Regions from separate parts of the Homo sapiens genome. Here region 2 is linked to region 1. A link is a contact called in ENCODE Hi-C or POLR2A ChIA-PET data. All regions are on one chromosome and are shown on one strand. The core of a region is the stretch at or near the end of the contact, and the rest is flanking DNA. Distances in the headings are between cores, read along the strand shown. Region 1 overlaps CDH13 (cadherin 13). Region 2 overlaps CDH13 (cadherin 13).

Region 1 (3,038 bases), core at 266-2,765:
TTCTCCAGCGAGCTTGCAAAGCTCAGAGATGTGCCCTCTGTGCTTCCATTTGTTTGGGACAAAAATCTTGGAGTCAATCTTTATTCCTCTCTCTCTCTCTCTGACACACACACACACACACACACACACACACACACACACACACACACACGGCACAGTTGGTTAGCAAATCCCTGTCACCAGTACCTTCAAAACATTCAGGGCCTGGCCCAGTGGTTCACACCTGTTATCCCAGCACTTTGGGAGGCCGAGGCAGGTGGATCACTTGAGGCCAGGAGTTCCAGACCAGCCTGGACAACATGGTGAAGCCCCATCTTTATTAAAAATACAAAAATTAGCTGGGTGTGGTGGTGCATGCCTGTAATCCCAGCTACTCCAGAGGCTGAGTCACGAGAATCACTGGCACCTGGGAGGCAGAGGTAGCAGTGAGCCAAAATCGTGGCACTGTACTCCAGCCAGAAAGACATAGCCAGACTCTGTCTCAAAAATAAAAACAACAACAACAAATTCAGTGTCTGCAGCTTCTCACTGCCTGCACTGCAACCATCCCTGCCCAGACCCATATGGCCTCTTACCTGGATTACTATGGCTACCCTACACTCCAGTCCTCTGCTCTGCCTCTGTCTCCCTTTCCCTTAATTGCCCCCTTTCCTAATCCCACTAGCATGCTTAACACTTTCCCCATCTTCTCCGGAGCATCGGCCTCATTTCCCACCATCCCCCAACTTGCTGTGCGCTGGGCACAATCCTGCACACTCTGCCTCGGGGCCTTCCCACTTGCTTCCTCTACCTGGACCTCTCCACCCGGGATAGCTGTGTGGCTCACCTCCACTTCCTCCAATTCTTCACTGAAGCATCACAGCACTGGTGAGGCTTCTGCTGACCCTCTATCTAGAGTGATGGCTCCCCTCCTTCCTTCTCTGCTTCCTTTCTTTGCATTAATCACCAGTTACTATGCTACTTATTGTATTTATTAATTCTCTCATTCATTTTCTCTCTTCCACAGGAATATGATTTCGATGATAACAGATTTCTTTTTCTTTTTTTTGAGACGGAGTTTTTGCTCTTGTTGCCTAGGCTGGAGTGCAGTGGCGTGATCTTGGCTCACCACCATCTCCGCCTCCCGGGTTCAAGTGGTTCTTCTGCCTCAGCCTCCCAAGTAGCTGGGATTACAGGCGCCCGGCTAATTTTGTATTTTTAGTAGAGATGGGGTTTCACCATGTTGGTCAGGCTGGTCTCAAATTCCTGACCTCAGGTGATCCACCCACCTTGGCCTCCCAAAGTGCTGGGATTGCCGGTGTGAGCCACTGCTCCCGGCCAACAGATATTTTTAATTGTTTCTGGGGCTACTTTATCCCCCAATGCCTAGAAAAGCACCCAGTATGTTGCAGGTGTGGGATGAATGAATGGAGAGAGAGGTTTTCCGGTCATAGCCCTAATCCAAATCCCCAGGTCCTCCTTTCACATGTGCAGCCTACACTCAGGGACCCAAGAATACTTAGAAGCAGCCATATAAGGTCGGATCTTCTAGTGAGATTCCTGCCAACGCTATTGGAATGCATGAGGAAATCCCCAAATTAAGCATTTGTAGGAGGACTGTAGTTTAGAGCCTCATCACTTGAAAATACAAGCTTTGAGATTCATTTGGAAAGCAGATTGGGAGCAGATGATGAAATGCATTTCTTGAATTAGTTACATGACTCACTGCCTGTGGTTTCATTACCCGTGTTAGGGTTAATGCCATGATAAGCTCCTCGTGCTTGCTGGCTGACTGGTGTTAGTGATTGATAGACAAACTCAGATAATAAATCAGCTATTTTCCCTATGCAACTGACTTCTGTTGCAATCCTGAAATGTGTGGCTTTTTCAATCAGTGCTATGTTAGTAGCTTATATAGCAATCCTTATCTATTTCAAATGGGTTTATTAAAAAAAAAGCTAAGTAGATTTAACAGCTTAGAAAATATTGGTCAAGGAACAATATTAACATTTGTCAATATTTTCTATATTGGTTCTGAGGATTAATTTCTAAGGCTGACAAGAAGGACCCTGATAATTATATTCAAATATAGCCAATTTGAAACCATGTTTTCAATAATGAAAGTCTGGCCTATGGCAAATTTATAACAACATATGTAGATGGATGTTAAAAAGGTGGTCGATTTGTAAAATAGCCTTTCATCCATTTACCCAAACGGCCAGATGTTTCATATTAGCCAAACTGAGCACCTTTAATTGACATGAATAATGAAAATCTTCAGTCTCTGGATCATTATAAAAGCCAGGATTCTATTTTTAGCCAGTGAAGCCCTTAAAACTTTAAAAATCCCATAGTTTAATTTGTGAGGCTTTGTTTCCCCCAGCATCTTCATAACAGAACATCTGACCACTAAAAACAAGAGTCATCTGTGCTAATATATTTGCATAAATAATTAAAAATTCCACAGCAGAATAGGCAATAAAATGTATTGCTACCATAAACTTACAATGGAACAACACCGCTTTAATTAAAAATTACAAAGACACCACTGTAAACAATCCATTTACATTTCAAACTCTGTGTTTGTTGACTTAAAAAAGAAAAAAATCTTAACTCATTAAAAACAAGAACCAAAAAAATGACCTCATCCCAGATCCTGTTATTGAGGTCAGTAACCACATTTAATTAAGATGAAGTGTTAATAATATAGTTTAGAAGATGAAGGCCTTCTCTTAATTTCCCCAGGTAGAAATGTTACAATTTGGCCTTTAACTTCTGATTAAAATTTAAAAGGTGGGAGTCACCCCAATTTAAACTCTTAAATCTGGTTTTGAAACCTGGTTTTGGGATTAGAAATCCTCCTTCCTCCCAATAAATGGTAGGCTACTACATATTTTTGAACCCCTGTGTTTCTGAGAATGCCAGTGATGACAAAATTTGCATTTTCAAGAGAGCTGATTTTTGCCTTTTTCTTCCAAAGGTCTTAGAAGATACAGAATAAAATGTCCCATCGCCAGTCAATGATGGTTTTTGCTTAATTTCCCAACATTTTTTGTGAT
Region 2 (3,038 bases), core at 170-2,669, 55 kb before region 1:
GTGGGAGAATAAATTTCTAGCCTCCATGTTTGCAATACTTTGTTACCGTGGCATTACTAATTTATTATAGTAGGTATAATATCCCCACTTACAGATGAGGACTCTGAGGCACAAACCAACAGCTACGCAAATCGTAGAGTCAGGACGTGGGCCCAGGTGGTCTGACCTTGGAGCTGCGACCCTGAACCCACACTCAAAACTGCTGCTTCCCAGCTAACTTAGTGACTCAGGGTGGGTGGTCAGCAGGTATGTTTCACCTGAAGGATCTTACTTCGAAGAAGATACGAATTCTGAGAAAAGGTGGCCTCTGAGGATAGAGTTAAGTTGAATCGAAGTGTGGTGGGTGGGATTATTCAGATGTAGGTGGAAGCCAGAGGGATGCCTCCTGTGTGGCCAAGGAGAAGAAGAACTGCCCTTGTCCATGACTTAAAGGTCATCTTGGGGGCTGCAATGGGATTGTTACCTGGGGGAGGCTGTGGTCACTGAAGAAGGGATGGTCAACTTGGGTTGTTGAGAAGGGGAGCCAGGGAATAAGAAATTGCTGGCTGACAAAGGGAATGGGCATCTATGCAGTCACCACAAGCCTCATGGCGACCCAGGACAGACAGCAATTCACCTACCACCCTCGCCTGGCCACCATCCAGAGCCCCTCCGAGTGTTCCCAGCCTCTCCTGGAGTCTCAGAACCAATCATCTGGAGGTCTTTGGGCTTCCAGTCAGCATTGACAGATGCTCTGATACAGCGCTGTTGTAAATTTAATTCACACAGAGGCGGTCTGGGTTGGTATCAATCCTTTTTGTGTTGGGGTCATGTGAACTGACCTGAGAATCAAATCAAGTTTTTGTCCTGCAAAGTGGATGTACCAGACCCCCAAACTGCAGAAGGACGCCAGGAGAGGCTCCTGCTGATGCTTCCTGGAAGGCGTCTGGCCTGTTCTTTCCTAAAACAGCCTCGGGGTGCAGCCTCCCTTTAATATTAATAGTAACACAGCTGCAGCAGCATCGAGCCTTACATTGCGCCGGCTGGACACCGCTCCAGGAGCTTCCAGCATCTATGCCTTCAGCCCTCACACCAGCCCTGGGAGGTTGATAATATTATTCCTCCCCTTTTACAGATGAGGAACTGAGAGGCCTAGAGATATGTGAACTTTGCCAAGATCATTGGCTAATATGGGGCATGGTTGGGATTCGCAGGCTGGATCTCTGGTGCCAAGGCCTGCTGTCACCCTCTGCTGCTTCCCCCCAGCCGTTCACATTGCCAGCATCACATGAGTGTTAGAGTCATGGACTCTGGAGAGGAAAGGACCTGGGTTCTAACAGTGAGCCTGGCAAGCTACTTCTCTGTGTTTCTACTTCCTCCTCTGTGACTCGGGGACAGTCCCAGTGGTGTTCTGGGGTAGCTGTGAGGGCAAACTGAAGCTGACACAAAGGGCTTGGTCTTGTGCGGGGCGCCCTCGGGGGAGCCGTTGCAGAGTCAGGCTATGGGTGTGTTAATGGCTCACTGGGGTCATGGCCCTGTGTGTCCTCCCTGATGTGACTCACACGGTCCCCTGGAATGTTTCAGAAACATCCGACTCAGCAGAGCCTAGGGGAACAATGTTTTGATGCTGCAACTGTGACAGGGGACAGATGGGGAGAACGGATGAGGCGAACGCAGGGCTTCCACATGCCCTTGCTGCTGCAATGATCCTTTCACTATTTTGTGAAAACAGAAGCGATGAATTACTCATGAGAATGAACTGCTTTAAAAACACCAGGCTTTCATTTAAAGAGTCATTTATGCTTCCACCTGGCAAATTTTTACTGTTTCAAGACCCCACTCATACGTCTCCTCTCGTTCATCCAGTGTGACTTTCCCAGTAGAATTAATCACCTCACTAGGTCTGTGCGAGGCACATGCACTGGTAAAAATGCCTTTGGGAGCCTAACACGGGCCCTGACGGCTCTGCCATCTCCACTAAACTCTAAGCTCCTTGGTGTCAGGATAGGTAAAAGTTGGTCAATAGACACACAGAATGCTTCCTTGGGCCCAGCTTGGTGCTAAACCCTTTAAGAGCATCACTACATTTATTTTTGTGACTCATGACAACCTGATGAAGTGGGTATCATCCTTGTTTTAAGGTTGAGGTAACCAAGAATCAGAGAGGCTTAGCAACTTGTCAAAAGCGGCCCAGTTAATAAGAGACAGAGCTGGAATGTAGCACCAGCATGCTGGATTCCAGGGGCTGGGCTTCTCGGTACACAGTGTTTTTCATGCCTAAGGCTGGGGTGGTGTGCTCTGCACCCCCAGGGCCGAGTAGAGTGCCTGGACGCAGACGGTGCCCGGTAAAGGTTTATTACATCTTTTCTCCTTCTGTTGGAACAATCATGGGGATGGAAAAAGCAAAGAAAAAAAAAAAAAAAAAAAGAAAAAAGAAAAAAGGCAACTCATCAGGTAGCAAGTTTCCTGTTGATCCAGGAGTGATTGGTAGTGGTTCAACATATTTGAAATAATGAAAGTTTTAAATGAACCGCATTCTATTGCCTGATTACTCAACTCAGTTTAGAAGATAAATAAAAACTGAATTAAATAAATTTGGCTTTCATGTTTGGCGTACAAGCAATGCTCTTTGATGCTCCCTCTGTCATTCCTTTTTTGTCCCATGATGCCATAATTTTGTTGTACAATTAGCATGTTTGCTTGTTTCTTGTCAAAGAAGCAGTTGTATTCAATAAAATGCTTAGAGACATGAACTCGGAGGCAGTCCTCAGAAACAATACTCAGCACGGTTAGGCCTGCCTGCGCCACATTTCCAGGGAAAGCCAGGGTTTGGGTGATTTTACAGGACAATGTCTCACTCTTTTTCCTCCTTAAAAAAATAATCAAGTATCCAGAGCTGTGCTATTTAACTGAGTTTTCACAGGACTCTTTCTGCTCCCCTCTGTTTGCTTATTTTATTTTATTTTTTGAGACGGAGTCTTGCTCTGTCGCCCAGGCTGGAGTGCAGTGGCAGCGATCTCAGCCCACTGCAACCTCTGCCTCCTGGGTTCAAATAATTC

The links. Hi-C counts contacts between places; a loop is a spot of excess contacts on that map. ChIA-PET counts read pairs that join two places held with the same protein, here RNA polymerase II (POLR2A). Pooled maps may share reads with other maps.
Region 2: a loop to region 1 is called in a map with no recorded cell type, with 11 times the contacts of the local background. The contact joins two enhancer-like sites. A Hi-C loop is called at or near these places in 1 of 168 maps with a recorded cell type or tissue (ovary), 2 of 37 single-sample maps with no recorded cell type and 1 of 50 pooled maps. POLR2A ChIA-PET finds 5 or more read pairs at or near these places in 1 of 52 experiments (H1).

Annotation. Positions count from the first base shown.
Region 1 is chr16:83,688,185-83,691,222 of GRCh38, reverse strand. All of the region lies in intron 10 of CDH13 (cadherin 13), which reads right to left. All of the region lies in intron 1 of LOC124900603 (a long non-coding RNA gene), which reads left to right. Among named protein-coding and RNA genes, the nearest start is that of CEDORA, 83 kb to the left of the region's middle. Within about 2 kb of position 1,515, at least 2 of the 41 ENCODE cell types and tissues checked have a DNase peak (open chromatin) inside an H3K27ac peak, as active enhancers do.
Region 2 is chr16:83,743,117-83,746,154 of GRCh38, reverse strand. The region is part of intron 10 of CDH13 (cadherin 13); the gene reads right to left. All of the region lies in intron 1 of CEDORA (CDH13 antisense oligodendrocyte and neuron associated lncRNA), which reads left to right. Among named protein-coding and RNA genes, the nearest start is that of CEDORA, 28 kb to the left of the region's middle. Within about 2 kb of position 1,419, at least 4 of the 41 ENCODE cell types and tissues checked have a DNase peak (open chromatin) inside an H3K27ac peak, as active enhancers do.